Linked DNA regions of Homo sapiens: region 2 is linked to region 1. Evidence: chromatin contacts called from ENCODE Hi-C or POLR2A ChIA-PET data. All regions are on one chromosome and are shown on one strand. The core of a region is the stretch at or near the end of the contact, and the rest is flanking DNA. Distances in the headings are between cores, read along the strand shown.

Evidence for each region. Hi-C counts contacts between places; a loop is a spot of excess contacts on that map. ChIA-PET counts read pairs that join two places held with the same protein, here RNA polymerase II (POLR2A). Pooled maps may share reads with other maps.
Region 2: a pooled map shows a loop between it and region 1 (2.2-fold over the local background). The contact joins the promoter of EFCAB10 here to the enhancer-like site in region 1. A Hi-C loop is called at or near these places in 2 of 50 pooled maps. POLR2A ChIA-PET finds 5 or more read pairs at or near these places in 3 of 52 experiments (GM12878, K562 and WTC11).

What each region holds. Positions count from the first base shown.
Region 1 is chr7:105,689,253-105,692,767 of GRCh38, forward strand. All of the region lies in intron 3 of ATXN7L1 (ataxin 7 like 1), which reads right to left. Among named protein-coding and RNA genes, the nearest start is that of EFCAB10, 110 kb to the left of the region's middle. RefSeq lists enhancers at 1-673, 674-1,349, 1,350-2,025, 2,026-2,701. Within about 2 kb of position 1,964, at least 33 of the 41 ENCODE cell types and tissues checked have a DNase peak (open chromatin) inside an H3K27ac peak, as active enhancers do.
Region 2 is chr7:105,579,544-105,583,058 of GRCh38, forward strand. It overlaps EFCAB10 (EF-hand calcium binding domain 10), which reads right to left and starts at 1,950. Exons shown (of 5, transcript NM_001355526.2): 1 at 1,815-1,950. The coding sequence starts at 1,920. It also overlaps the pseudogene YBX1P2. RefSeq lists enhancers at 1,342-1,854, 1,855-2,365.

The sequences.
Region 1 (3,515 bases), core at 714-3,213:
CACTGGGGCTGGGGTGGAGGGAAGAATCAAAGTGAGGAAGGAGGGTGTTTCTAAGATATTGGCAGGCCAATGTCTGGAGGGCCTGGGAGGGGCAACGTGCTCTAGGAGACAGAGCTGAAAGGCCTTTACTTTCCCAAGGATGGCAGGGTGGGAGGGTTTAGCTCATTCAAATGCAAAAGCCTTTCAGTATTTACTGCCACTCCTCCCAGCTCCAACATAAAGGCCTATAGGTTCTCTTCACATCTTTCCATTCACTTGGGCTGTGGGGGTGATTGACACAGCTGGGGGCAGCCCCCATAATCATTCCTAGCTGAGATGCATACAAACCAACACACACCTCAAGCTTGACACCTTACGAAGGTGGGCCGAAAGTCCTCCCGGTCCCAACCAGACATACGGAGGAGGCACGGGGAAGTGGAACAGAGGCCCCACACACAGGGGCAGATTTGAATCAAATTAGAACAAAGAGTCCCTTAGCATCGTGTCATAGCCAGTTAGCCCAGAGCAAATGGGGGCATGAGGAGGCGAAGGTCCGATGGATCATGTCCGAGCCCGAGTTTTAGCTTCTCAGCTCCCCTGTATGAGCCAGGCCCCAAAGCCAGGCTTTTCCTACTAGGACCAAAGGGCTGGACTTGGCCCCCACCAGCTCAGTGGGGCCAGTGTGAGAAAGCACAGGACAGACTCTAAACGTCAAAGGCCTAAAGCAAGGAAGCCTCATCATTATTCTCTGCAAGGTTAAAGGAGACAGGGCACTTCTTTTTTTATTTTTGAGACGGAGTTTCGCTCTTGTTGCCCAGGCTGGAGTGCAATGGCGCGCTCTCGGCTCACAGCAACCTCCGCCTCCTGGGTTCAAACAATTCTCCTGCCTCAGCCTCCCGAGTAGCTGGGATTACAGGCATGTGCCACCATGCCCAGCTAATTTTTGTATTTTTCGTAGAGACGGGGTTTCTCCATGTTGGTCAGGCTGGTCTCGAACTCCCGACCTCAGGTGATCCGCCCGCCTCAGCCTCCCAAAGTGCTGGGATTACAGGCATGAGCCACCGCGCCCAGCAAAAAAAAGCATTCATATGAATGAGAGAAACATGGAGGAGAAAAGAAAGCCTCTCTTGGCAGCACTCAGCAGTTAGAACTATGTCAAGCCTCATCCTAATGGTCACATTTACCACCTTGGAAATTTCCGTTTTCACTGTCCGTTCTCATTCATGTGATGCTGGGGGTGGGGTTGGACCCATCTGTGTGGGACTCAAGGTCTTGGATCTAAGCAGACCCGCTCCTCAGAAGGCCTTCCGTGAGGCCTAAATGATGTTTGTCGTCTTCTCCTTCTTTTGCGATTTGTTTAGTTTAAAATATTTAACCCGAGGCACAATGAAGTGTCTCATTTACAAGGTTCTCCCGGACCATTAGACTGGGACTCCACATTCATTATGCTGATGAACGCGCTACTTACTCATGCAAATTCCAAGAGCGGCAGACTCAGAGATGGGAGGTGCTCAAGGTACGATATCAAGGGCTGATTTAATTACACAGCCATTCAGTGGGACAAGCACGGCAATTTTTAGCCAACTGTTCTAGTAAATATTACGGGAAACCCTTTTATAGAGTGCTAATTCCGGCTTAGTGTTTTCGCTAAGCTTTAGTTCTTACTCAAACATGCACACGGGCCCCCAAAGATGCTACCACCAGGCCAGAAAATCACACAGATAAAGCATGAGCCCATATGCCATCTTGCAGTCAATCATCCTTTTAAAAATGTTATAAATGTCTGCATATCACTGTCATTTAGGTGGGGACAAACTAAGGTCCAGTAACTTCCCTGTGTCTGTTCTTCCTCCGTCCCCCTCCCCCGTGACTCTGAGTCCTGCAGACCAGCCCTTGGGCATGTTTTGGGTCACCAAATGCCACTGCTCCCAGGAGTTTGACAAAACAACCGCTGTAAACTCATTTCAGACGTTTGAAACAATACCCAATCACTGCATCCACCCTCGAGGAGCGCCCCAGAGGAAATGGCATCATTACTTTCATTTTACTCCGTTTGTGAACGACTAAAGGAAAACAACACGTCCTAGGACTCTCGGGAACGTTATTAAGTGACCCCTAAGAAATTAATCATCAAGAGCTAAAATAACCCTCTGCTGCACATACACCGCCGTTTCTCTAAGTGGAGAAACAAATTTCACTTTCCACAGTTGGAACAGAAACTCTTATGCATCCCCGTTTCTTCAAAAAAAAGTCTATAAATAACCTAGGATCAGCAAAATTATGCAAAACATCCTGCTAGAAGAAGAAATGTAAACTAAAACCACTTACAGAGAGACTCAGGCTGCCAACTTAATCTGATGCTACGACGACTGTAAACATGTTGTACTTTTGGAACCTGAAGCGATCCACATTAGCACGGATGTCAGTAAAAAAAAAAAAAAGAAAAAAAAAAAGAGAGAGAGAGAGAAAGAAAAAGGAGGGAAAAAAATCGCAACGACTAAACAACAACAAAAGCCCAGCCCCAAACAGAGCAACGTGATACGGTATTCTGCACGGTGCACAGCCCGACGGCTGACCAGCTGCAGTCAATACCAGCTATCCGCGCTTGCACACGCCAACTGTTTTGACTACACGCACTTGTTAAACACGGAGTTTCAGGTCCTACCAGTTGGACACCAGAAGTTCATAGAACTGACCCAGTGCCAAGAACAACAAGCACAGAAAGCGAACCGGCTGCCTCGTGCGGGTGTTTTTGTTAACTGTTTATGCAAGCCCCAAAGCAATTGGGTAACAATTACGAATAAAAAAGAACTTAAATTACAAAAGCAAAAGATTACCACCTTGAAGGAAATGTAGATATTGGCAGCTGAAGGACAGACGTCATGCTACTTTATTGGTGGGGTGGGTGGGTAGTTTTCAGAGAGAACTGGTTGGGGGAGGGGGAGGTGTCACATGACACACTGCGGTTATTAGCAGAAGGAACTGGGTGCTTCCTCGAAGCATCTTTTAGAGATTGACTTAGATTTTGCAAATGTGGAGGCTTTGCTGCACATGTGGGGGTGATGGCAGGAGCACTAGAATTTGTCAGTTGGTAAATCCCATAGGAGAAGAAAGGGACATGCTGGATGAATTTCTTTCTTTCCTTCCTTCCTTCCTTCCTTCCTTCCTTCCTTCCTTCCTTCCTTCCTTCCTTCCTCCCTCCCTCCCTCCCTCCCTTCCTTCCTTCTTTTTTTGAGATGGAGTCTGGCTCTGTCACCCAGGCTGGAGTGCAATGGCGCTATCTTGGCTCACTGCAACCTCTGCCTCCTGGGTTCAAGCAATTCTCCTGCCACAGCCTCCTAAGTAGCTGGGATTACAGGCATGCACCACTACGCCTGGCTAGTTTTTGTATTTTTGGTAGAGATGGAGTTTTGCCATGTTGGCCAGGCTGGTCTCGAACTCCTGACCTCAAGCGATCAACCCGTCTCAGCCTCCCAGAGTGCTGGGATTACAGGTATGAGCCACCGCACCCAGCTCTTTCTTTTTTAGAGACCTTT
Region 2 (3,515 bases), core at 700-3,199, 110 kb before region 1:
TATAGATACTTGCCTAACAATATTAAAAATTCTGAATACTGAGGATATCAAAATTGTGATCTAAATTTATCTGGAAGATGGGTGTGAGTGGGAACAGGTGTATGAGGTGTGTGTTTAAGAAAGGCGCATTTTCATCTTCCACAGCATAAAGCTAGTATCTAACCTAGAGGGAAAAACATTAAGCAGCAGCAATATAGGCCTGTTATTTAGAAATCTCAAGATAAATAGCAAAGAATATTGCTAAAAGAGTTGAAATTATTCTGTGCAGAAGCTGGGGATAGCAACAGGAATGCTGTTATTATAAGCTTTGGAGTACTTTTCAATTTTTAAACCCCATACATCCACTTCAATAAAAATGAAATTTAAAAATAAATGTTGACAAATATTTTATATAACGAATGTAACATAATATATCCCTTGTTATGATGAAGAAAATTAACATTTGTCTTTATTTTTAGTTTTTTTTTTGAGAAGGTGTTTTACTCTGTCACCTGGCTTGAGTAGCAATCTCCGCTCAATGCAACCTCCGCCTCCCAGGTTCACGTGATCCTCCCACATCAGCCTCTTGAGTAGCTGGGATTATAGGCACGCACCACCACGTGCAGCTAAGTTTTTTTATTTTTAATAGAGATGGGGTTTTGCCATGTTGCCCAGGCTGGTCTATGAACTCCTGAAGTCAAGTGATCTGCCCACCACAGCCTCCCAGAGCGTTGGTATTATAGGCGTGAGTCACCGCCCCCAAGGAGCTTCACGAATAGCTGGGATTACAGGCATGCGCTACCACACCCGGCTAATTTTTTGTATTTGTAGCAGACACGAGGTTTCACCATGTTGGCCAGGCTGGTCTCAAACTCCTGAACTCAAGTGATCCACCCGCTTCGGCCTCCCAAAGTACTGGGATTACAGGCCTGAGCCACTGCTCCTGGCCTATTTTTTATTTTTATTTTTATTTTTGAGATAGGATCTCGCTTTGTCGCCCAGGCTGCAGTGGCGCCATCTCGTGCCCGGCCTTTTTTTTTCTTTCTAATATTTGTTTTAATACTTTAAAACAACTAGCAAGAACTCTGTCTCCTATACATGATATTGGTTGGGTGTTTTTTGGCAAAATTGGAATGTTTGGTATTTCCACTTCCTTACACAGAAGCAAATGGACAATTTTGGCATTTCGGACGCTCCATATGGAGGTCGGCAAATTACAATTCTGCACCCTGGGGAGGACATAAAACCATTTTCACCTAAATATAACTTTTAAATGACACACCACTCCCAAATTACAAAACGATTCAAATTTTGTAGGGGGTTCAGATGTGTAAAAAAAGTCAGGAAAAGCGATCCCCTCTAGAACATCTTCTATCCTACCCTATCAATTGTTTAGTTGCCAGATTAAAAACTTTGGCCGTGCGCGGTGGCTCACGCCTACAATCCCAGCACTTTGAGGCGCCGAGGCGTGCAGATCACCTGAGGTCAGGAGTTCGAGACCAGCCTGACCAACATGACGAAACCCTGTCGCTACTAAAAATACAAAAATTAGCCATGCATGGTGGCGGGCGCCTGTAATCTCAGCCACTCAGGAGGCTGAGGCAGGAGAATCGCCCCTGAGAATCGCCACCAGGAGGTGGAGGTTGTAGTGAAATGAGATCACGCCATTGTACTGCAGCCTGAGGGACTTTTATTGAAGGCCGCAGAGTTAATCAACAGCAGAAGGGCTCACGTGGCTGGGAGGCAGTGGAAAGCGAATGTGTAAGAGGGGGGTTTCGTGTGGGAAGCGAACCCCACATGGAGGTATGGCTGTACCGGGGCATGGGGGCCCTTACCCGGCCGAAAGAAAAGGAGGGCGCTGGTGAGGTAGCTAACCACCTCCTTGATCTGATGCTTTTCCAAATACTCCGCGGCTTGGAGCTCCCTGCTGCTGGTCTCCATCGCTCCGCGTCCCGCTGTTGCTAGGCGACTGCCTGGCGTCTCAGCCGTGCGACTCTGTCTCCCTCTACCCGGCGCGGTCACGTGACACGCCTGACTGCCCTGTGGCTGCGACCCGGACCTGGAATTTCTAGAGCTCACGGTTCAGGGCAAGCCTGGGGCATGTAGCAGGGCAGAGAGGGCAGGTGAGGTGTGGACCAACGTCACTGTCCGCGATCCAGGCTTAGGGCTGGGCCCAGGTGCCTTTTTCCATCTCTCTCTAGCACCTAGCTCGGTACTTGTTGATCCAATGATTAACAAGGCTTGAAGTGCTGGCATCACAACTCAGCATGAACTAATAACAGAAGGAACTTGTGCAATTTTGAGGGTGCCCAGTGGAGAGTTCTTTTTATTATTATTATTTAAGACCTTTATTAACAGGTGCTTGCAGTTTGTTGACTTTTTTGAAAAAATCAAGTTGTAAACTTTTATTACAAATTAAAAATAAAGTGCTTAAAAATCTCATCTTGACCAGATATGAAACAATTTAAAAACCTTTAAAGGCGTATTGAGAAAAACAAGGCTTTTTAAAAAAAACACGTTTGTTATTACCAAAAAGAGACATATTTAGGTAAAAATAATAAAAACCCCATGCTGCATAGATAATGCAGATAGTTCTATTTATCTGGTCAACGGGCAAAAAGCAAGCACTTAAGGTCTTCAGCTCCAATCTTTTGTTCATTTCTTATTGCTGGAATTTCATATTTCTTCTTGTTGGATGACTAAACCGGATGATGGTAGAGATGGTAAGCCGGCATTTACTCAGCCCCGCCCTGCTCAGCCTCGGGAGCAGACGAATTCTCAGCTGGTGGATTGGCTGATTTTGTCTCTTTGCCATCTTGTGATTTAGGGTTTTCTGGGCATCTGCGTTGGTAATTGAAGTTGCTGCGGTACCGACGTTGAGGTGGCTGCTGACCCTGGGTCTCATCTCCTTGATTTTATCTTCTTCATTGCCGTACTCTCTAGGCTGTCTTTGGCAAGGAGGGCCCCTGCGGAATCGTGGTCTATATCCCCGATACATATTCTGCCTCACTGGTCTACCTTGTTCTCCTGCACCCTGGTTGTCAGCACCCTCCATCACTTCTCCCTGCACAGGAGGGCTGGAATACTGTGGTCGACACCCATAGGGTCTCCGCATGTAGTAAGGTGGGAACCTTTGCCTGCGGTAGGGCCGGCATTGTTGGGCCTGGCCTTCGGGAGCATTCTCCGATCCCTCGGTCTTTTCCCCACTCTCACTGTTCTGGTAATTTTGCTGGTAATTGCGTGGAGGACCCCTATGACGTGGATAGCGTCTATAATGGTTACGATCTGCTGCATATTTACCGCCTTGAACTCGAACACCACCAGGATCTGTAACATTTGCTGCCTCCGCACCCTCTTCTCCTTCAACAACATCAAACTCCACAGTCTCTTCATCTCCTACACTGCGAAGGTACTTCCTGGGGTTATTCTTTATGGCAGTCTGGTGTACAAATACATCTTCCTTGGTGTCATTCCTGTTGATGAAACCATATCCGTTCCTTACATTGAACCATTTTACTGTTCCCAAAACCTTCACT